Linked DNA regions of Homo sapiens: all the other regions are linked to region 3. The links are chromatin loops, found by intact Hi-C in ENCODE. Cell type or tissue: heart left ventricle. All regions are shown on one strand. Each heading gives the region's core, and the rest is flanking DNA. Links, peaks and the distances in the headings are about the cores only.

Evidence for each region. Hi-C counts contacts between places; a loop is a spot of excess contacts. Peaks named below come from ENCODE experiments on the same cell type or tissue, not always from the same donor. Only the 100,000 strongest peaks of a DNase experiment are listed, where the experiment ranks them.
Region 1: it touches region 3 in a loop (2.1-fold over the local background); 10 of 110 quality-filtered maps call a loop at or near these places.
Region 2: a loop joins it to region 3, with 2.3 times the contacts of the local background. A loop is called at or near these places in 42 of 110 quality-filtered maps.
Region 4: a loop joins it to region 3, with 3 times the contacts of the local background. A loop is called at or near these places in 31 of 110 quality-filtered maps.

Annotation. Positions count from the first base shown.
Region 1 is chr2:216,827,091-216,832,681 of GRCh38, reverse strand. No RefSeq gene overlaps it. Among named protein-coding and RNA genes, the nearest start is that of TNP1, 30 kb to the left of the region's middle. In heart left ventricle, for the core only: no CTCF peak of the experiment used is centred there; a DNase peak (open chromatin) is centred at 2,951; H3K27ac peaks cover 426 bases.
Region 2 is chr2:216,979,924-216,985,514 of GRCh38, reverse strand. No RefSeq gene overlaps it. Among named protein-coding and RNA genes, the nearest start is that of TESHL, 110 kb to the right of the region's middle. In heart left ventricle, for the core only: a CTCF peak has its summit at 3,358 (motif pointing right); no DNase peak of the experiment used is centred there.
Region 3 is chr2:216,696,159-216,701,749 of GRCh38, reverse strand. The region is part of intron 1 of IGFBP-AS1 (IGFBP5 antisense RNA 1); the gene reads right to left. Among named protein-coding and RNA genes, the nearest start is that of IGFBP5, 3.4 kb to the right of the region's middle. RefSeq lists a silencer at 2,745-2,824. In heart left ventricle, for the core only: CTCF peaks have their summits at 2,551, 2,752 and 4,851; no DNase peak of the experiment used is centred there; H3K27ac peaks cover 2,457 bases.
Region 4 is chr2:216,770,703-216,776,293 of GRCh38, reverse strand. The region is part of intron 3 of IGFBP-AS1 (IGFBP5 antisense RNA 1); the gene reads right to left. Among named protein-coding and RNA genes, the nearest start is that of IGFBP5, 78 kb to the right of the region's middle. In heart left ventricle, for the core only: no CTCF peak of the experiment used is centred there; DNase peaks (open chromatin) are centred at 922, 1,483 and 3,043; H3K4me3 peaks cover 429 bases; H3K27ac peaks cover 3,057 bases.

The DNA of each region.
Region 1 (5,591 bases), core at 171-5,170, 130 kb before region 3:
CGAGGGAGGTGGATCACCTGAGGTCAGGGGTTCAAGACCAGCCTGGCCAACATGGTGAAACCCTGTCTCTACAAAAACACAAAACAACAACAAAAAAAAAGTAGCTGGGCATGATGCTGGGTGCCTGTAATCCCAGCCACTAGGGAGGCTAAGGTGGGAGAATCACTTGAACCTGGGAAGAAGAGGCTGCACTGAACCAAGATCACACCACTCATGGCACTCCAGCCTGGATGACAGAGCAAGACCCCATCTCAAAAAAAAAAAGTAGATAAACTACTAGGCCATACAAAAGAATCTCTAGGCAGAGTGACCTCATCCCACAGCACCGCTCATCTTAGAATGTGATAGGAGAGGTGATAGGAAGGCAAAGGTTAGCAAACTGGCCCATAGAATTCTGTTTTTGTACAGTCCGTGAGCTAAGAATCCTTTTCACATTTTTAATGGCTGGAAAAAATGCAAAGAAAAATAATATTTTATGACACATGAAATACATGAAATTCTAATTTTGGTATCTATAAATAAAGGTTTATTGGAACACAACCACTCCCATTCACTTATTGGTATTTTCTGTGGCTGCTTTTGAAGAACAGCAACAGAGCTGACTAGTTGCAATAGAGACTGCATCACCCACAAAGCTGAATGTATTTGTTATCTAGCCATTTACAGTAAGAGTTTTCCAACCCCTGGCCTAAAGAATCTCCCCAGTTAGGTACATGTGGTCTAGATCCCCAGCGTTAACTGTTTGGAGTTAAGCATTGTTCTCTCAGCTCTTCCTTTTTTCATTTTTATTTATTTTTATTTTATTGCAAATTGACAATTTGTAATTGTATCTATTTATGGGCACAAAGTAGTGTTATGATTTATTAATACAATGTGGAGTCATTAAATCAAGCTAATTAACATATCCATCACCTCATGGCTCTTTCTTTTAAATAGAAGCCTTTCTAGGGTGGTTTAAATTACTCTTAGTAGTATAAATTTTTTGACAATTTCTCTCCCTGAAAAAAGGGACGTGATCAAGGATAAGGAGAAACAAGGGAAGACATATTTTTAAAAGGGTAAAGGACACAAAAAGGGGAACTTCCACCAAGAAAAACTGGGTGCACTTTATAATGTTCCTAATGGCCGGCACTATACCAGGGCTTTGGGAAAGGACACAAAACAGGAAACTTCTCTGAGTTCACAGAAGGACCCCTTACCTTGCCCTGAAACAGCCACAGCCCTGCCCAGGCTGGCTCCTCCAATCTGGCCTCCTTCAGTACCTCATCCGTCCTGAGCAGTGTGAGCGATGCTGTCTTTGGACGTCTCACCTGCACCATCCACAGGGCACCACACACAACTCTCCTGAGCAGTGGAAATCATGGTATTGTTTATTTAGATCCAGACATACCAAATGACATCCATCCCTTCCTCCCCGCAGAAAACACTCATCACAGCAATCCAGTCAGCAAACAAAATGACTACCACTTGCCATTTCTGATTCCATGCTTGCCTCGAGACAGAGAACTCCTTGCAAGTACAAATTCTGCCTTAGTGATTTTTATTTCCCTGCACCTAACACAACATCTAACTTGTGGTACGTATAATATTCAACTAAAACTAGTCCTCTCCTCTTTTTCCTTTTCTTTCCCTGTCATGCAGCTAGGAGATGCATGGAATCCAATGCTCTTTCCACTGAAGTGGAAAGTAGGCTGCTAACAACCTCCCCAGAATCCTTGTAAGTAACTCCTCCCCAGGGGAGAACACACATCTACAACTTGAGCCTGGAATTCAGGTCAGCTTGGTATCAACACTCATCCAGGGTCTCCCCATGGCCAGTATGGCTTTTGTCCCCCTTAGATATGCTGGAGGAGGAGTCATCTAAGTTTGTTTTTCCTCTCTAGTCTTCTGATCAGCTAGGAGGATCCAAGGTTCCAACTGAGTTCTCTTGCTTCACCTTGGGCAAGAGGAGAAAAAACAGTCACTTGTACACCTAACCACAAACCCCTGACCCTCTTCAAGGCAGAGGAAAGTAACTTTCCAAACTCTTCTTGAATAAGAAGAAAAGAACCTCTCCTCTTTCAACAGGTATTTCTGGCTGCTGGGGAGGGTGTTATTAATACAAGAATCTAAACACAATAGCCTGTCTCCTGGCAGCTGCCATTCCCATGGCAACCTCTGACTTTCACGGACTCCTTTGGATACTAAGGGCCTCAGAGACAGACTTCTAAAACAACCAAATTTTTCAAAAGTGAATTCTCAGGGAACTTATTCCTCTGTCAGAACAGACCCCTCCTAAACTTCCATTTAAAGAGAAAACCTAAAATCTGCTGTTTTAAAAAAAAAATAACAGAAACCCCCATTAAGTGCTGTTATCACACCAACCCTCAAAGCTATGGAAATGGACAATATAGAATTTAAATTTCACAGGTGAAAAAAAAAGTGTACTAAGTGTGAGTTGAGGATGGGAGATGGAGATCTGGTGGACTACCAGCAAATGGAGATAGCCATGAAGAGGCATATTTGGGAAGGTAGTTCACAAACCTGAACCAGAAGAGACTCACCTGGAGAACATGTTCAAATACCGATTCCCAGGCCCTGTCCCCAGGGATTCTGATTCTGTAGGTCTGGAATGAAACCTGGATCACTTTTGAAAGCTCTTCCAGTGTCCAGATGAACATTCAAATTGGGAAACCAGCAATCTGAAGCCTATTCCTTGCCCCTTCCCCACCATGGTCCAAGGGTCTCCTGGCTCTTAGCTCCCTCAATTCCTGCCAGCCCTCAATTCTAGAACCAGAGTAAAAGAAACTCATTTTCTTTAAAATAAAAGGAAGAAGTCGCAGCCCTGAAGTGCACGTGTGCTCTGTTAGGCGCTGTACCCAGGGAACCTTGGAGCTGGAAGCCGACTCCAGCCCTGAGCTGTGGGAAGGTTATGTCATGCTCTTGGCTTGCTGCCTGGTTTCCACTGGGGTTGCTGCCTGGTATATTTTAGGTGCTGGGTTTGCAGGCTAGTACTCTGACCTTCCTTGGCTCTCCCCCAGGGAGCAGCCACCAGGCTCCTGCTGTATCAAGAGCTACAAGGTACAATTTCCATGGCATCCAGGTAACAGGAACCAACTGGCAGCAATAGCTGGGACCTGCATTAGACCTGGGGAGGCAGCCTGCTGGAGAAGAAAGGTTCCCGGATGTGAGCCTTTGCACGTGGTATTAGCACGGCTATTCACAGCTGTGGGATTCGGGGCTAGCCACTGTCCTTCCATGGGCCTCAGTTTCTCAGCTATGAAACTAGGGGCTCAACAAGGGGTTCAGCATAGAATAGTGGAAGGAATGTGGATTCTGGGGCCAGAAGACTGAGGCTCAAATCCTAGCTTCATCACTGACTTGCTTGGTGATGTTGGGCAAGTGCCTGAACCTCGTCGTGCATCAGTTCTGTCATCTACAAAATGAGTGTAATGGTACCTCTCCCACAAGGCTGATGTGTCAAGTAAAGATGATGTGTGCCAAGTGCTTGGCTTACACACCACTGGAGATCCAAGACACCCACACACACACACTCACTTCTTAACCGGGAACCTGATGAAGTGGGTGCCAAATCTGGATAGAGATGGTCTGGAGGGGGTTTAGAAGACGGAGAAGTTTCTCTGTGCATAGCACATAGGAAGAAAGGGAAACATGAATTTCTGAAGGAAACGAAGTTTGAGTTAGGATTTTGACAAATTGAGAAAATATGAATAAGCAACTACAGGACAAAAAACTGAAGAATAGAAGAAAAAACAATCTGGAATCCGGATTGGGAAATTTGGATTCTAATCCCAGCCCTTTCACTGTCCAGCTTTGTGGTCTGCTGATATGTTGCCTCTGTTGCAGGAAAAAAAAACAGGTTCTTTTCACACTACTCGGAAAATTTAGGCTCACGGACACATTGTAGGGTGAGATGCGAGGAAGGGTTTATTGGGTGAAAAAGGAAAAAGGAAAGAGGAACTCTCAGCAAAGCGAGAGAGTCCTGCTAGCAGGCCCGCACCTTGCAGACTGAATCCCAGGCCACTACATAGGAACTGAAGAGGCCAGACTCCTCCTCCCTGCTCCACCTGCTTCCTTTGGTGCGCATTATTCAGACAGAACCAATCAGGAAAGGGTGGACTTCATCCAGGACCAGCAGTCCGGTTTTTCAGCCTTCAGGATTGTTTTAGGTTTTAGGTGGGTTTTCGCCAGGGACCCTTGTCTGTCTCCTGTCTCTATCACCTCTTTATCTATGGAATGGGGCTGTGGCAAAAATTAACAAGATGACTTAGGAGAAAGCACCTTGTATAGTGCCTGGAACACAGTAGATGTTTACTGGATGGATGGACGGATCTATGGACAGACAGAGGATGGATTCCAGATGGAGAAAGTGGGGTGGGCAAAGGAATAGAAAGAGGAATGCCCAAGGCATCTTTATAGGTCAGTGGGTATATCTGCACAGTTCAGCAATTTCTGAAGAGTGTTCTTGGAACTCTAGCCCCTAAGATACTCCTAAGGGGAAAAAAAAACATATTCCCTGGTCAATTAAACTTAGGAATGACAGTTTGATACACCACTCTCCTGATGATTTGCAATAAATGTCAACGTATAAATGATTCTGCAAAGTTCTTTCTAGTTTTATTTATACCCAGTAGTCCACAATCCATTTCACTTCTAAACCAGTTTTTCACATTAAATTTGTTAATTTCACACTGAACTTGGCAGAGGTCTTCCTGAAGTAAACTAAGGAGGTGGCGGCAGAGACCCTCGGAAGAATTACTTGGGGTTTTCTTTGTGCTCCTGCTGCACGCAGCTTTAGGAGCTGCCTGTGCAGCACTGTGTAGAAGCACCCTGGACAAGACAGGCAAGCATATTGAAAACAGGGTCCTGTGCTTCTATGCAGCCGCCGCTGCTGAGCCATATGACCTTGGGCAAGTTCCTCAACTTTCCTTTGCCTCCATTTCCTCACCTATAAAGTCACAGTACTTACCTCACAAGGTGATTGCAAGAATCAAATGAGCTAAGGTACCTAGGGAGGTTAGCATGCTGCCTGGCACTTAGCAATCTGTCAGTAAAAATGGTGCCGGTATGATTAGGTCACCATCTGAATATTCTCAACCAGTCATTCTCTAATATCCAGCAGGACTTGGACGCTGAGTCCTGAGGGTAGTAATCATACCAATTTCTGCCTCCCTCTTCCTTGTGGGGGTCAGCCTAGAGCCACACACCAAGAGGAGGTGAGTCAGGCCATTGCAAAGGAGGCAATGATGGTGATGTCTGCTTCGTGCTTTCTCTGAACACAGAGCAAAAGAAGGGCCCTCTTTCAGAAAAGCATCAAGTCTCGCAGGCTGGCAGCTGGCTACCAGGAGATGGAGAATCTGCTTAGTCATTTCTTAACAGCAAGAACAAGTGGCTTAGAGAAGAAGCCAGCTATACCCCCTGGGAGGTCAGCCAAGTACCGCCTAAAAAGAGAAAAGCAGAGAAGCACAGAACCCCAAGTGCCTGGATCTGATCAGAGCCATGGGGCAGAGACAACTGGCTCGCAGTGTCAGAGACCCATGCCCTGCACAAATGCCTGCACTCCAGGCTGGAGGGGGATGGGCCAGCTTCAC
Region 2 (5,591 bases), core at 273-5,272, 280 kb before region 3:
GTAAAATTCAGGTGAATGGTAAAAAAAATTAAAAATTTAAAAAATAAATTCCTCAAAAACACAAAGTGAGATTTTTTTTTTTTTTTTGAATCTCCAGGACCACTCTCTTCATCTTAAGCTTGTGTGCTTCTCTGGAAGAGGAGAGGGCCTGGGGTAAATATTGGTCCTCCCAATTCTGGGCTGGCTCTGACTTTTTCGGTGGTGCTTAGGAAAGAGTGATTCTAACCTTTTCTTCCAACTGCATACCAGCCAAGGAGCTCACGTCAACAGAGAAGAGTTTCTCAAGCTCTTTTTTCTTTTTTTTTTTTTGAGACTGGGTCTCACTCCATCTCCCAGGCTGGAGTGCAGTGGTGCAATCATAGTTCACTGCATGGTGCAATCATAGTTCACTGCAGCCTTGAACTCCTGGGCACAAGCAATCCTCTGCCAATGCCTCCTGACTAGCTAGGACTACATGCCACCATGCCAAGCTAATTATTTTTATTTTTGTAGAGACAGAGTCTCACTGTGTTGCCCAGGCTGGTCTCCAACTCCCAGCCTCAAGTGATTCTCCTGCCTCAGCCTCTCAAAGTGCTAGGATTATAGATGTTAGACACCACACCTAGCCTCAAGCTCACTTTTAACTTATATATATATTGGTATATATTTTCAGCAAGGAGAAGTAACTGCCCATTGTTTGAGGAAGTAACGTGCAGCTTGGGGTACGTGAGGTGGGAATCTGCATTTCCTTCAGTCAGCTCAAAACTGCTTGCCTTTCAAACTGTGAGTATTTTTGGCCAAGATATTGTTTTGCTCCATGTGATCCCAAACTCAGACTGACATAACATATTTCAGTAAGTTCAGATGACTAGCTTTTCTCTAAAATTGAAGCAGCTCACTGTTCCTTTAGTTGAAACTCTCAAAGTAATGGTCTTCAAAAATGCTGTCTTTGTAAGGAATTTTCAAGAACAATTTTGATGACATACTATCAAGCCAAAGTGTCTTCACCTAAATGTGTCTCTCTGTGCAGCTGACCCTTGGCTAGATTTGCTCTCCACTACAAATTCATTTACCAGATCCATTTATCTAGAGGATCTGGACCCTGGATCCTCTTGGTATCCAGGAGTTCCTAGGTGAATTATTATTATCTATAGACCACATAGGGGTGGAGACAACTGATGTGAATCCTTCAGAGAGTTTATATTATCTGGAAAATGGTTTCCACTTGGTGTTAATGGAAATATACTTAATCAGAGTGAAGAGGGAGAGTGAGGTCCCAAGTTTTTGGAGTAATGAAGGAGAGTAGGCCTGTTGATACTAAACAGGAGAAGATGAAGTGCTGAAAAGGATGGAGGGAATTTCAGCAGAAAAACATGGCCTTTAGAATTTTGCTCTCATCATTTCTCATTCCAGATCAGCTATGCCTCCTGGGGAACCCAGTCAGCTCTAATCTAGGCCACATGGGGAAGTCTACCATTTCCTGGGGACTTCAGGGAAACAGTAAGACCCCTGAACTAAGCATTCTTCTTTGGGAAACTTAAAAGATGCAATGAATTAAAATCCTCCATTCTAGAAATATGGAGCTGAAAGCCAAGGGCTTGGTGGACTTGATTATGAGAATTTTTCAGGACTTGCTCAGTAGGACACATCCAGAAACCCAACACTATAAGCTTCAGAAAAGTTCACTGAGCCAATACCATAGATAAAGAACTTAACCAAATACCACAATGTCTGCCTAGTTCTCCCCCACATTTCAATTCCCTGTCCCAGTTTGTCAGGCCTTTTTGTGTGTCCTGGTTTTTTTTCCCCAGTTTTTCTGGGTTGTCATCTCTGTGCTTTTACTCTACGCGGCCCAAGGCTACCTGCTTGGATTTTCCCGTTCTTCCCCTTCTCATTCCCACCCTTTCTGCTGTTGGTCTTGGCCAGGGCCAGTTGTTGAGTTTCAGAAACTTCACGGCATTTTCCAGTGTTTCCTTCAAGGTGTCATTTTCCCTGCATGCCCTCTCCCCTTTTCAAATCTCTTTCTCAACTCTAGCTCCATCAATTTGAACTGCATGAGCAAGTTAGGCTACAAAGGAGTGACCAGGGTGAGAGTATGCATCAGCACCCATGAGAGAAGCTGAGTTCCTCTAAGCTGGCAATTTAGCAGATTGCCCAAGAGGAGAAATAGAAAAAAAATTTTTTAATTCTTAGAAACTAAACATTAAAGAAAAAACAAAAGACAGATGAGGTAAGAGTAACAGGAGAATGAAGAGAAGAGGCTAGTAAAGGGAGAAATCAAAAGAACTTATGAACCTATAGATCCAGCAGTCAAAAGTTCTCTTAAAAATAATAATAATAATAATAATAATAATAATAATAATAAAAAGATGGGATTCCCAGGCAAGATGGCCAAATAGGAACAGCTCCAGTCTGCAGCTCCCAGAGAGATCAATGCAGAAGGTGGGTGATTTCTGCATTTCCAACTGAGGTACCCAGTTCATCTTATTGGGACTGGTTAGACAGTGGGTGCAGCCCATGGAGGGCGGGCAGAAGCAAGATCGGGCATCGCCTCACTTGGGAAGTGCAAGGGATCAGGGAACTCCCTCCCTTAGCCAAGGGAAGCCATGAGGGACCCTGCCATGAGGGATGGTACTATCCAGCCCAGATACTATGCTTTGCCCATGGTCTTCACAACCCACAGACCAGGAGATTCCCTAGGGTGCCTATGCCACCAGGGCCCTGGATTTCAAGCACAAAACTGGGTGACCGTTTGGGCAGACACCAAGCTAGCTGCAGGAGATTTTTTTCATACCCCAGTGGTGCCTGGAACGCCAGTGAGACAGAACTGTTCACTCCCCTGGAAAGAGGGCTGAAGCCAGGAAACCAAAGGGTCTGGCTCAGTGGATCCCACTCCCAGGGAGCCCAGCAAGCTAAGATCCACTGGCTTGAAATGCCAGCACAGCAGTCTGAAGTGGACCTGGGATGCTCCAGCTTGCTGGGGAGAGGGACGTCCGCCATTACTGAGGCTTGAGTAGGCAGTTTTCCCCTCACAGTGTAAACAAAGTCACTGGGAAGTTCAGACTGGGCGGAGCCCACCACAGCACTGCAAAGCCACTGTAGTCAGACTGCCTCTCTAGATTCCTCGTCTCTGGGCAGGGCATCTCTGAAAGAAAGGCAGCAGCCCCAGTCAGGGGCTTATAGATAAAACTCCCATATCCCTGTGACAGAGCACCTTGGGGAAGGGGCGGCTGTGGGCACAGCTTCAGCAGACGTAAGTGTTCCTGCCTGGCAGCTCTGAAGAGAGCAGCAGATCTCTCAACACAGCACTCAAGCTCTGCTAAGGGGCAGACTGCTTCCTCAAGTGGGTCCCTGATCCCTGTGCCTCCTGATGGGGAGACACCTCCCAGCAGGGGTCGACAGACACCTCTTACGGGAGAGCTCCGGCTGGCATTTGGCAGGAGCCCTTCTGGGACAAAGCTTCCAGAGGAAGGAGCAGGCAGCAATCTTTGCTGTTCTGCAGCATCCGTTGGTGATATCCAGGCCAACAGCGTCTGGAATAGACCCCCAGCAAACTCCAGCAGACCTGTAGAAGAGGGGTCTGACTGTTAGAAGGAAAACTAACAAACAGAAAGCAATAGCATCAATATCAACAATAAGGATGAAAAACTCTATCCGAAGGTCACCAACAGCAAAGACCAAAGGTAGATAAATCCAGCAAGATGAGGAAAAACCAGTGCAAAAAGGCTGAAAATTCAAAAAACCAGAATGCCTCTTCTACTCCAAAGGATCACAACTCCTCTCCAGCAAGGGAACAAAACTGGATGGAGAATGAGTTTGATGAACTGACATAAGTAGGCTTCAGAAGGTGGGTAATAACAAACTCCTTCAAGCTAAAGCAGCATGTTCTAACCCAATGAAAGGAAGCGAAGAACCTTGATAAAAGGTTAGAGGAATTGCTAACTAGAATAACCAGCTTAGAGAAGAATATAAATGACCTGATGGAGCTGGAAAACACAGCACAAGAACTTTGTGAAGCATACACATACATCAATAGCCAAATCAATCAAGTGGAAGAAAAGATATCAGAGATTGAAGATCAACTTAATGAAATAAAGCATAAAGATAAGATTAGAGAAAAAGGAATGAAAATGAACGAACAAAGCCTCCAAGAAATATGGGACTATGTTAAAAGACCAAACCTATGTTTGATTGGTGTACCTGAAAGTGACAGGGAAAATGGAACCAAGTTGGAAAACACACATCAGGATATTATCCAGAACTTCCACAACCTAGCAAGACAGGCCAACATTCAAATTCAGGAAATACAGAGAACACCACAAAGATACTCCTTGGGAAGAGCAACCCCAAGACACATAATCGTCAGATTCACCCAGGTTGAAATAAAGGAAAAAATGTTAAGGGCAGCCAGAGAAAGGTCGGGTTACCCACAAAGGGAAGCCCATCAGACTAACATTGGATCTCTCTGCAGAAACCATACAAGCCAGAAGGGAGTGGAGGCCAGTATTCAACATTGTTAAAGAAAATAATTTTCAACCCAGAATTTCATATCCAGCCAAAGTAAGCTTTATAAGTGAAGGAGAAATAAAATCCTTTAGAGACAAGAAAATGCTGAGGGATTTTGTCACCACCAGGCCTACCTTACAAGAGCTCCTGAAGGAAGCACTAACTATGGAAAGGAAAAACCAGTACCAGCCACTGCAAAAACAAACTCAAATGTAAAGACCATTGATACTACGAAGAAACTGCCTCAACTAATGGGCAAAATAACTAGCTAGCATCATAATGACAGGATCAAATTCACACATAACAATATTAACCTTAAATGTAAATGGGCTAAATGCCCCAATTAAAAGGCACAGACTGGAAAACTGGATAAAGAGTCAAGACCCATCAGTGTGCTGTATTCAGAAGATCCATCTCATGTGCAAAGACACATATGCTCAAAATAAAGGGATGGAGGAAGATTTACCAAGCAAATGGAAAAAGCAGGGGTTGCAATCCTAGTCTCTGATAAAACAGACTTTAAAGCAACAAAGATAAAAAAAGACAAAGAAGGGCATTACATAATGGTAAAGGGATCAATGCAACAAGAAGAGCTAACTATGCTAAATATATATGCACCCAATACAGGAGCACACAGATTCATAAAGCAAGTTCTTGGAGACCTACAAAGAGACTTACACTCCCACAAAATAATAGTGGGAGACTTTAACACCCAACTGTCAATATTAGACTTATCAGTGAGACAGAAAATTAACAAGGATATTCAGGACTTGAATCCAGCTCTGGACCAAGCAGACCTAATAGACATCTACAGAACCCTCCATCCCAAATCAACAGAATGTACATTCTTCTCAGCACCACATAACACTTACTCTAAAATCGACCACATTATTGGAAGTAAAACACTCCTCAGCAAATGCAAAAGAAAGGAAATCATAACAAACAGTCTCTCAGACCACAGTGCAATCAAATTGGAACTCAGGATTAAGAAACTCACTCAAAACCACACAACCACCTGAAAACTAAAAAACCTGCTCCTGACTGACTACTGGGTAAATAACAAAATTAAGGCAGAAATAAATAAGTTCTTTGAAACCAATGAGAAC
Region 3 (5,591 bases), core at 457-5,456:
CGGCTCACTGCAGCCTTGACCTCCCTAGGCTTGGGTGATCATCCCACCCCAGCCTCCTGAGCAGCTGGGACTACAGGCGTGGGCTACCATGCCCAGCTAATTTTTGTATTTTTTGTAGAGACAGGGTTTTACCATGTTGCCTAGGCTGGTCTTGAACTCCTGGCCTCAGGTGATCTCCCCACCTCGGCTTCTCAAAGTGCTGAGATAATAGGCAAGAGCCACCACACTCAATGTTTTTCAGTTAAAAATAATGTATTAAGTGCCTTCTGTGCTAGAAACTATACTAAGGGCTCATGTCCAAAAGGTAAGGATAGGAGGAAAACCAAGATGAATAAAACCTGGGGCCCTTCAAGATCCTCAGTTTAATGGGGAAGATGGGACTACAGCAGGTAATATTGATTAAGCACTAACAAGATATACACGGACTGCCTCACTCAAGTCCCACGACAACCCTTTGAAGCAGACAATATTTTCCCCCTATTTTACTAAAGAAGACACAGAGGATTCCAGGGGCACTAGCAAGATGCACTTAGGAAATCACACACGAGAGTCAGCAAAATCTTCCAAAGTAGATGTGATTTCATCCAGGTTTTTAATGACAATTAGCAGCTCACCAGTTAGCAGTGAAGAAGAAAAGTGTTCCTGTCAGAATGAAGAGTTTGTGCACAGGTGTGGAGGCATGGAAAAGCTTGATTTCTCTAAGGAAAGAAGGGCATAGGGGTTTAGATTGACCCAGCTGGGAACACGGCCAGAGGCAGCTGCTTTAAATGTTTCAGGACTATCCCTTAGCCCCAGTAACGGATCAAATCACGTCACTGGACCCATGCTTTCCACACTAGTAGAAAAGCAGTGTTTCCTGCTAGTTTAGATATGAAGTTTAGCTCTTCCAACCAGGGCCATTGCATAGAGCTGTGCAGATTGTGTACGACACAGCAAGAACCCCGTTTAAGTGGTGCTATTCACAGAGCAGACACAGACAGGTACATTCATTATGACAATTTCCTGGAAGAGGCAGTAAAGTTTCCTGTCCTAACAGAATCTGTATTTTATAACAATATTCTGATGAATAGAAGTAAAGTATCTTGAGGAAGGTCATCTTTTCCTAATTTACACAAATTTACCCTCTGCACTAACAGTGGTAAGCTAGCTCTTACCACTTCTCCCTCCCAAACTGTGTGAAATCTCAGTTGCTAACCATGCACTGTGATTTTACTTGGCCTTTTCACGGTTCATATGAATCATATTAAACCTGCTTCAAGTAGTTAACACTCTCTCTCTCTCTCTCCTCTTTTTCCATGTGATTCCATTTTTTCTACCTACCCTATCTCTCTCCCACCTAGATCTGGTGCTACCAACACTGTCTCTAAGTCACAACAGATCACTTTTCCTGGTTAATCTCATTTTCCAAAATTGAAACAGCTTCTGAGCGGTCCATTGTAGGAACATGCCAGATCCCATGATCCAAGAAGACAGAAGGGCTCCAACCAGAAACAGTATTTATGGAGCCTGCCCTGCTCTGCCCTATCTGTCTGGAACTGCTCCAGAAGCCTCCTTAACATCAATTCGTGCAGCTATTAACTTATATGCGGCTCACATCGGGATATAAATCACTCTGCGTCACAGCTGGCTCCGGCTCCTTTAACAGCCAGCCTCAGGGTCAATTTAGACTCTAGTTAAATTGCCACCACTGCAAGCACCACTACAAAATTAACTCTAAAGTAGCACATGGTTTTACCCTCAAAAATCACTATAATTCTGTTCTATGAGAAACTACACATAAAACCTAGAAAAATATTGTGCAGAAAGGATACAGAGCTATTTCAGGACACTGACTACCTCTGTCCAGGGAAGAGGATGCGGGGATGGCATGCATGGGAGGTGAGCTGTTATCTGTCCCACTCTACTTCTCTTTTAACAAAATCTTCAGCTGGGCGCGGTGGCTCATGACTGTAATCCCAGCACTTTGGGGGGCCAAGGTGGGTGGATCACAAGGTCAGGATTTCAAGACCAGCCTGGCCAACATGGTGAAACCCTGTCTGTACTAAAAATACAAAAATTAGCCAAGCACAGTGGTGCGCACCTGTAGTCCCAACTACTAGGGATGTTGAGGCAGAAGAATCGCTTGAACCTGGGAGGTGGAGGTAGCAGTGAACCAAGACCGTGCCACTGCACTCCAGCCTGGGAGACAGAGCAAGACTCCATCTCAAAAATAAAAAAAAATAAAAATCTTCAACAACAACGGCAAAAAGTGAACATGTGTCAAATAAGTGTAGGGAGTGGAGGGCACATGCTCTATTATCTTCTGTTCTTTGAATGTTTGAAATGTGCCATAATTACCTTTTTTTAATTTAACAGGGGGAATTTTTATGAATTGTGGCTGAAGATCACTTCTGATTATTCCTCAGAGAAGGTTTAGGACACCCTTTGATGAACCCAAAGTCATCAAGTTCCTACCCTGGCCATACCTTTTCTCCAAAGAAAAGTAATCATGAACACAGCATCTGGTGGGACACAGAGGGTTTTGCACCTCAGGCTGGCCTGGTGCTATTGGGGCAACAGTGCAGTGCCGATGCTGGGGTGGCCTATAAGTGGACCCACAGGGTGTCCGTACCTGTCCTTCCATCCATGCTTTTTCTTCTCCCGTTGCCCCATCCCCATTGTTAAACACCTCTACCAGTATCTGCTTCTTTCCCTTCGTGAAAGGAGGCGTGTTTCTAATGATGTATCTATCCTGCCACCTAGCCTTCAGCAATATCACTACAACAAAGTTGCCTCATGCTGCTCTTTAACACAGACTTCAGTCTTGCTGAACCTCCCAGAGCTAGGGAAGGACCTGAACAAGGGGGCACTTTCTTTATTGAACATCACTGTACCTTAGTTTGGGACCAGGACAACATGGCCGCAGCATTAGTATTCTTGATGTGTGTTGGCCTCTGGGAGAGACTGAAGTCAATGTCATGAGGTCTTTAAAAATTGAATAAATTATATAAATAAGCCTGTCTGAGAGTGGTGAGAGTGACACAGAAAAGAGAATGAAGACAAGATCCTTAGCTAACATTTTTCCATTCTAACCAGTAGAATCCACAATACTTTGTGTCCTACTAAAAAGTCTAGCTTTCCCAAACTGTGTTATCAGGCATCATCCTTGAAAATCACTTAGAAACTCACAGGAAATGACCACAGGCAAGGCATCCGAAGCTTTATAAAATAAAAACACTATCTATCCTTTGAAAAGTTATCCAGATAAAAGATCATAAATCTTTCACTCCGCTGCATTTCTTGAAAGCTGGCTTTGATAAGCAGTTAATCTTTTAAAGGAAAGAGGAGGAGTGATCTCCGGGGAAACGGGACACAAGTGGTTGATATTTAAATACTACTTCCCCGAAAAAGATGCAGTTGACAGGTATAGAAGCTAGTCTATGCCAGAGTTGGGAAGCCCATGACAGCGAAAGCAAGCCGGCAGCACAGGGGGGTCTCTAGGAAGGGAACATTTGTATCTGGCAGGAATTAATGATCCCCTCCCAATTACCCTGGTTGATGCAAACTATTTTTTTTTTCTACAAGCAATTTTCTAAAGGTGATTGTGAACAGATCTAGACCTCCAGAATGGAGGGAAGGGGAAAATGGAATCAAGTAAGGCTCATAGGCATCCTCCATAATCCCGTATCCTGCAGTAACAACACCAACACCTTCCCACTCCATTGTCATATGTTAATTATGGACTCAGAAACAACACCCATCTGGCCAGTCCTCCATCTTTGGATGAAATTACTATAGACAATCCCAGGCTACTGAGAATTCTTCTTTCTCTCATGCCCTCTCGGGAAGCCTATCCCAGGGTCTCTTGGACAACAGCTCCAGTGTCTGAATCCCTTATAACCTAAGCCCATTTCTAAGTGGAGATAAAGAATGGCTGCTTAGCACACCAACACAGCACATGTATACATATGTAACAAACCTGCACATTGTGCACATGTACCCTAGAACTTAAAGTATTAAAAAAAAAAAAAAAGAATAGCTGCTTAACATTTACAGTCTTGCAGAGTAACCTCTCTCCATGGCCCCTGTACTGCTCTGCCCCAGGGTCCGGCTCCCACCACATTCTCCTCCCCCCTTCTCTCTACCCTTTTTATCTTTTCTGTGAATGATCCCCCCTCCTTTTACCTGTCTTCACATATTGTATTATCCAGCCATTGGAAGTCGGCTACACAAAAAGAGGTGTCACTAGAGGCCATCTCTCTCAGAATACAGGGTGACTGGAACGAGGCAACTCATGTTTCTTTGGAAGGAGTACCACAATTTCCCCCAATCATCTTAAAAGCTACCAGTGTGCCTGAGGCAGGCTGAGCTGCTAAGGGTGTGCAGAAAGAAATAGGAGCAGGGAAGAGAACATACTGCACACATTCTGCTGCCACTCTTGTAGTCTGAACTTGACACAAATGACAAAATAACACATGATTTCCCTCACTTCTAAAATATTTCCACCAAAGTTTTGAATATTGATTTGTTCCTACCTTACCAAGCCCTCAGACTGAGAAAAGAAGAAATTAAGATGAGCCTTGCTGCTATTTTTTGTTTTAATCATTACACACAATGCTCCTCCCTCTCCCAGCCACCACGTGGCTAAACCCCCTTTGGCAATACAGGCAAAGACATAACTTTAGACGTTAACCTTGTTTTAAAATGTGCCTTTCGGCAAATAGATAAGTGAGAAGAGAGATCAGGATCTGGGGGTGTTAACGGCATAAAGTGAGATGCTCCTGAACTGAACGAGCAAGAAAAAATATTTTCTTGAAAGCAGTCCTCCAGAAAGAATTCTTATCATAGATAAGGGTGCAGTCTAGTGGCAAACTTCATGAAATGCAGCCCCTTCTCCAAAGGAAAGTTAGAATACTTCTCAAGGGAGGAAGCACAATGTAAAAGGTGTAACAGCCCACACCAAGTCCACCCAGCAGGGGCAGTGACATTGGTCATTTCTCTCTGACTTGCCTGTGAGGCTCATGGCTCACTCAGGTCAATTTCAGAAAAAGCTAAAACCACCACCTTCCTATTTCAAGGCCTTAGTTTTCTTTCATTTTATTAAAGAGGTTCTAGTGGCATGATTCGGTTCCTGGTCAGGACCTCTTCCAAGCAGGTCCTGTGGCCCTGTCAGCTCATATTCCTGGGATGTGCCTATAAGCACCAACTAACCTGTCAACCTATCACAAGGTCTCCTCCAGCTACTCTGCCACCCACTCCCTCCAGGGATGTGGCCCTGCCCAATAGAAATACCTCTGCAAAGTGACAGAGAGGGAAGTGTCACTCCAATCCACCTTTCTTCCCTCTAAGAACCCCACACACAAGGACACTTTAGGCCACCATGCAAGGTTTTCAGACTTAGCATTTCCTCCAAAGTGTCCATCTCTGCAACTCACTGCTCTCAATAATGCTGTTGTATGAATGTCCATTCCTGCAGATACACAACACACACACATACACACACACACACAGAGAGAGAGAAAGAGAGAGAGAACCTCCCTGGCCAACGCAGCTGAAGGCAACTGGTCACCTCTTCATCATGAGTACTGAAACCCCCTGATTAAATCCTCTTC
Region 4 (5,591 bases), core at 280-5,279, 75 kb before region 3:
AACTCTGTGCACCCCCACGGCCCCCCACCTCTCTGAGCTTGTTCACCGACATATCAGAGCTGCTCCCTTTGTGGGCTGGATTGTTTAGCTAATTTGCCCATGGAAAACAGTTCAGGTTCAGATTCCAGGCCAAGGCAACCAGACACCAATTGCAAATCCAAGCTTGGGGATTGTATCTCTTTCACCACTTTGAGACACGTAAACTGCATCTCTCCTCCCCCACATAGCTTTTCTCTCCACCTAGGGAAACCTCAGGGATGCTCCAAGTTGGACCCTCCAAAGCTAAGACATGGGAGGGGTACTGGAGAATCTCTGAACTGGCCTTCTCTAAATTTAGATGTGGACTCTGAGAGTCAGAAGGTGAGCTTGACCTAAGGATGTGCTCCTGGGCACCTTTGTCTGAAGAGTTCTGGGGCCAGATGAAAAATCTGACTATGTCTCTAGATTTCCCTCATCAACTGCAAGTGGGCTCTGGAATTAGACCTGCCTGGTCAGGTCTCAACTGTACCACTCCAATTGTAACTAGGTGAGTTTGGGTACAAGCTTAATCTCTTTTTGCTTGATCTCCTAATCTGTAAAATGGAAAGAACAGTTTGTCTCTTCCTTCCCCGACAGGATTATTGTAAAAATTAAATGAGGCTACCCACGTAAAGTTCTTGGCACACGGAAGGTGCCGCAGAAGTATGAGTTAGTTTCTTCCTCCTGAGAAAGTCTATACCCACCCACTCCAACCTCATTCCAGTCCTCCTTTCATGGGTCCAGTGTAAAAATGAGGGGCTTCAGACTGGGCGCAATCGCTCACACCTGGAATCCCAGCTACTCAGAGCCTGAGTTGGGAGGATTACTTGAGCTCAAGAGTTCAAGGCTGCAGTGAGCTGTGATCGCACCACTGCCCTGTAGCCTGGGCAACAGACTGAGAGTGATTGATGCGTACCAGGCATGTGTCCCAACTGTTCAAACCTGTGTCCACCCCCAGCCAGGCCAGCTGTCTGAAACACCATTCATGAGTCATTCTTCCAGGCCACAAGGGCTTTAGGGATCTGTGAGCTGCAATGGCTGTAAGTGTTAGTCACTCTCAATTACAGAAGGGGGTGATCGTGCTGATAATCTGAAAACGTAGCTCCCCCTTGCTATAGGGTTTCTAAAGCTCCAGGAACTCAGTCCATCCTCAAGAGCAAAGCTGCACTGTGACCCTAATTCCATCCTCAGCAAGGCCAGAGAAGAGCCAGGGCCTGAGCACCGGGGGGCAGGGCTCTTCCCTAACCCCTCACTCAAACCTCCCTCTCTTCTCCAGGTAGAGCCAGTCCCAGTCCCTTGACCTGGCCACCGAGCTCTAGTTTCCAGCCATTTCATCACCTCTGGGTCCCTTCTCTGAATCCTCTCCAGGTTCCCCTTGTCCCTCTCAAGCTGCCCATCCATCAACACCCGTTCCTAAGCTCCTGCCCTATTCAGATGACTGTACTCAGAGCTGGCCCTGGGGCTGCGGTCAGAGTCTGGCCAGGGTAGACAGAGTATCCTGGGGAGATGACCTCATAAGCCCTCCCTCATGGAGTATTTTTAGGCATCACTTTCCTCCCCCTCCCACTCAGCTTCCATGCACTTCCAGTGCAGTCCAGAACTCTCCGGAATCTCTAGGGTTGCTGCGACTCTTGTTGTTTTCCCAGTGTTTAAGGGGTGGAAACTGTAACTGCCCCTCCAAACACTCAACTCGTCATCCTTTGAATGATTCTTTTTCATTTCTACTCTGCTTCTTTTCGGAAAATAAAGATAGACTCTTGTCAAATATTGAGGGACTCCAACCATCACCCCCGAGGCAGGCAATTCCAGCTCCGTGGCTGCATTCCCTCCTCTGTGTGGCTATGATGTGGTTTCCTTTGTTGCCAATCTAGTTACATGTCACATAGACTAAAATCCTGTGAGTCTGCCTCCTCCCCAATGTGGGGAGAGTCCCAGATCCTCTCCAAGAATTCCAAGAGTGGCATCCAGAGATCTCAGAGTCCAAGAAGCAACAGCGTGTGACCACGAGAACCTGAGGCTGGATCTCAAGGTATCAAGGTCTCTGTTTAGTCTCACCTTCATCTTGCCCGTCTTTCTGGAGAAGTTGTTTTAATGTTCTAGTTTCTCTGTATGGTCTTTGATTATTTATTTTTTTTCTTTTTGGCCACCAATGAACTTGGCCACCAATGCATCCACAAGTATCCACATACCTCTCAGGACCTTGAGATAGAAGAGATTCTGATGCTACCAGGCACAGAGACCCAACTCCTTCTCACCTTCATGCTCTGCCCCATCATTGCCAAGCACCTAATCTAAAGTGGGCCCTGGAAAACCAGCTCCAGGCCATATCTGGCCATGGCTACCAGTCACTCACTGGATGCTAAAAAATGAGGAAAACCTTCCCAGCCTGGGACAAGGGGAGAGGGAGGCTTAAAGGCTCAATCAGGAGGCTTGGAGGGTCCTGTCCCATCTCCATCTCACCCAACTTCAATGAACCCAGAAAGTATGGAGAGAAAGTATCTCAATCCACGCCAGATGGAGAACAGTGCTGGCAAACAGCTGGCCTCAACAAATAGTTGTTGCTTTTTTTTGCATGATAAATGCTGCTGACAGCCAGAATGGCTGGAGAGAAAGGAGGCAGAGTTTCTCCTGGGCCCTGTATATTCAGGTAGGATTTGAATCGAAGGCAATCTAGGGTCAGCTCCAGCTGAGTTTGGGGCTTCGTACTGAACACAGTTCAGTCTCAAATCTCTTTGTGTGTCTCACCAATGAGGTTCTCCTTGCCCAGAATAGCCTCTGCTCACCCCACCCCTGCCCCCTGCCCTCACCACCTGACATGCTCCAGATCAAAGGCTTCCCTTCATGAGCAGTCCCCAATGCCCAAATCCAAAAGCCTCTCTCCCATCTCGGAGGGCCCTCTCCAAGCACTTTGCTCAGAGCTCTGAAAGTATCCTTATCTCCTACCACCACAGAGCAGGCAGGCGCCCGTGGTGGCATCCCATTTGGGCAGCCGTTGGGAACATAGCTGCCTCTTGCAGCATTTGCAAAGTCAGAGGCACACTGGCAGGGAGCCAAGACAGGCGGCTAGAAGCGAATGGCTTTCAGGGGAGATGGTCAAGAGAACTAATTTGTGTCGCATACATGAGGCATTCTAAAGAGGTTCCCAAGCCTATCAGCGAGAAACTAGATGGAAGACTGGATAGAGTTCCCAAAGATACACCAGCCAGCACACAGAAATCATGGTCAGGGGCTTTCTGTGGCCCAGGTTTTCCCCGGTAATATATAACCCAGGAAGGTTGGATTACATGGAATGGTGGGAGGCTCCTCCAGGATTATGGGCTGCCTCTGTCATCCTCAGATTATCTGAATTTCATCACCCGCAACAGGGATGGGGGGTGGAGCACAGCCCAGAAGCAGGAGCCCCTCAGCTGCAAGTCTATAGAATATTGAAATCAAAAAGCAAATGAAGACAAACACCATAGAGGCTGAGCTGCTGGGCTCCAGAGCTGAACTGCCTGTTTGACATCCCCCTCTACTGCTCACCTCTCTGCTGGGACCTCACTATGCCTCAGTCTCCTCTTTCATAAAGTGGGGATAATATTATCTACCTTATAATTTTGTTGCATGGATTAAACAGGTTTATATATGTAGAATGCTATATGTTTGCTACGTCATTGTTGCTGTTGTTCAGATAAATTGCCAAAAATGAAGAAGTCACAGGTAGAGGTTGAATGTGGAGTTCAGTGTGGAGATCAAAGAAAGAAGTGCCAGGGGAAGGAAAAAGAAAAGTTGTGTGTGTGTGTGTGTGTGTGTGTGCGTGTGTGTGTGTGTTTGATATAGGGTCTCACTGTGTTGTCCAGGCTAGAGTGCAGTGGTGTGATCAAGGCTCACTGCAGTCTCAACCCAGGAGGTCTCAACCTCCTGGGCTGAAGTGATCCTCCCACCTCAGCCTCCCGAATAGCTGTGAGTACAGGCACATGCCACCATGCCTGGCTAATTTTTTAATTTTTATAGAGACAGGAGTCTCACTATGTTGCCCAGGTTGGTTTCAAATTCCTGGGCTCAAACCAAAGTGCTAGGATTACAGATGTGAGCCTCCACACCCAACCAAGAAAAGTGGCTTGAGAGATGTGGGGAAATACCCAAGACATATTGTTAAATGAAAAACAGCAAGGTAACAGTACACATTTTATGATACCACTTTAGAAAAATAAATAAAAAACAAGGATTTACATAGAATACTTCTCATGCAAAGAGTATTTGTGGACGCATACCCTACAAACTGGAAAGAGGAACTGGGGAGATAAGGATGAGCAGGAAAAGAGAAAGTTGCTTGTCACTATAAGCTTTGCTATGTTGTATAAAATTTTGGCCAGTCTCAGTGGCTCACGCCTGTAATCCCAGCACTTTGGGAGGCTGAAGTGGGAGGATCCCTTGAGCTCAGGAGTTTGAGACCAGCCTGACCAACATAGCGAAACCCTGTCTCTACAAAAAATATAAAAATTAGCCAGCGTCTGGGCATGGTGGCTCACACCTGTAATCCCAGCACTTTGGGAGGCTGAGGCAGGCAGATCACTTGAGGTCAGGAGTTCAAGACCAGCCTGGCCAACACGTTGAAACCATCTGTACTAAAAATACAAAAGTTAGCCAGGTGTGGTGGCACACACCTGTAGTCCCAGCTACTTGGGAGGCTGAGGCCACAGAAACGGTTGAACCTGGGAGGCAAAGCATGCAGTGAACCGAGGTCACCCCCACTACACTTCAGCCTGGGAGACAAAGCAAGACAGACAGGAAGGAAGGAAGGAAAGAAGGAAGGAAGGAAAGAAGGAAGGAAACAAGGAAGGAAGTAAGGGAAGTGGTTTTTAACCTGTGTTTTGTGGTGTTTGCTCATCATGACCCTGTCACATATGTGCTTCCAAAGTTGCAAAGCATAACGTTATGTTATGCCTGGCCAGGCATTGTGGTGCACTCCTATAATCCTAGCTATTTGGGAGGCTGAGGTTGGGGGATCGCTTGAGCCTGGGAGGTTGAGGCTGCAGTGAGCCATGATCATACCACTGCACTCCAGCCTGGGCAACAGAGTGAGACTCTGTCTTTAAAAAAAAAAAAAAAAAGTCACAGATATATGTTTTTATGTAAAATAAACTAATAGGCAGGTAGATGAATGACCAGGTGGATGAAAGGATGGGTGGGGCGGGTGGATAGATGGATGAACAGATGGATGGATACATGGATAGGTTGGTGGATAGGTAGGTGGACGAGTGGATAGATGGGTGCATGGAAAAACTGATGGATTAATGAATGGCAAAAATGAGGAACAATGTAAGGCAATTGCTGAAACCCATGATTGTGGTTGGCTTTAGTGTGCCAGCCACCATATAGTGAGAGGGTGAGTCAACCTTGTTTTCAATGCCAGGAATGAGCAGATACCACTTTCTTTCTGCTTAGTAAATAAAAAATAGGAACCACCAAAAGTTTACATTTGAATTTGTTAAAAACTATATACTCAATCAGGCCAACTCCTTCCTCACCCTCACATGTCAGACCACTTATAAAGAGGGAAAGGACAGGGTGGGGGGACCTGTTCACCTCCA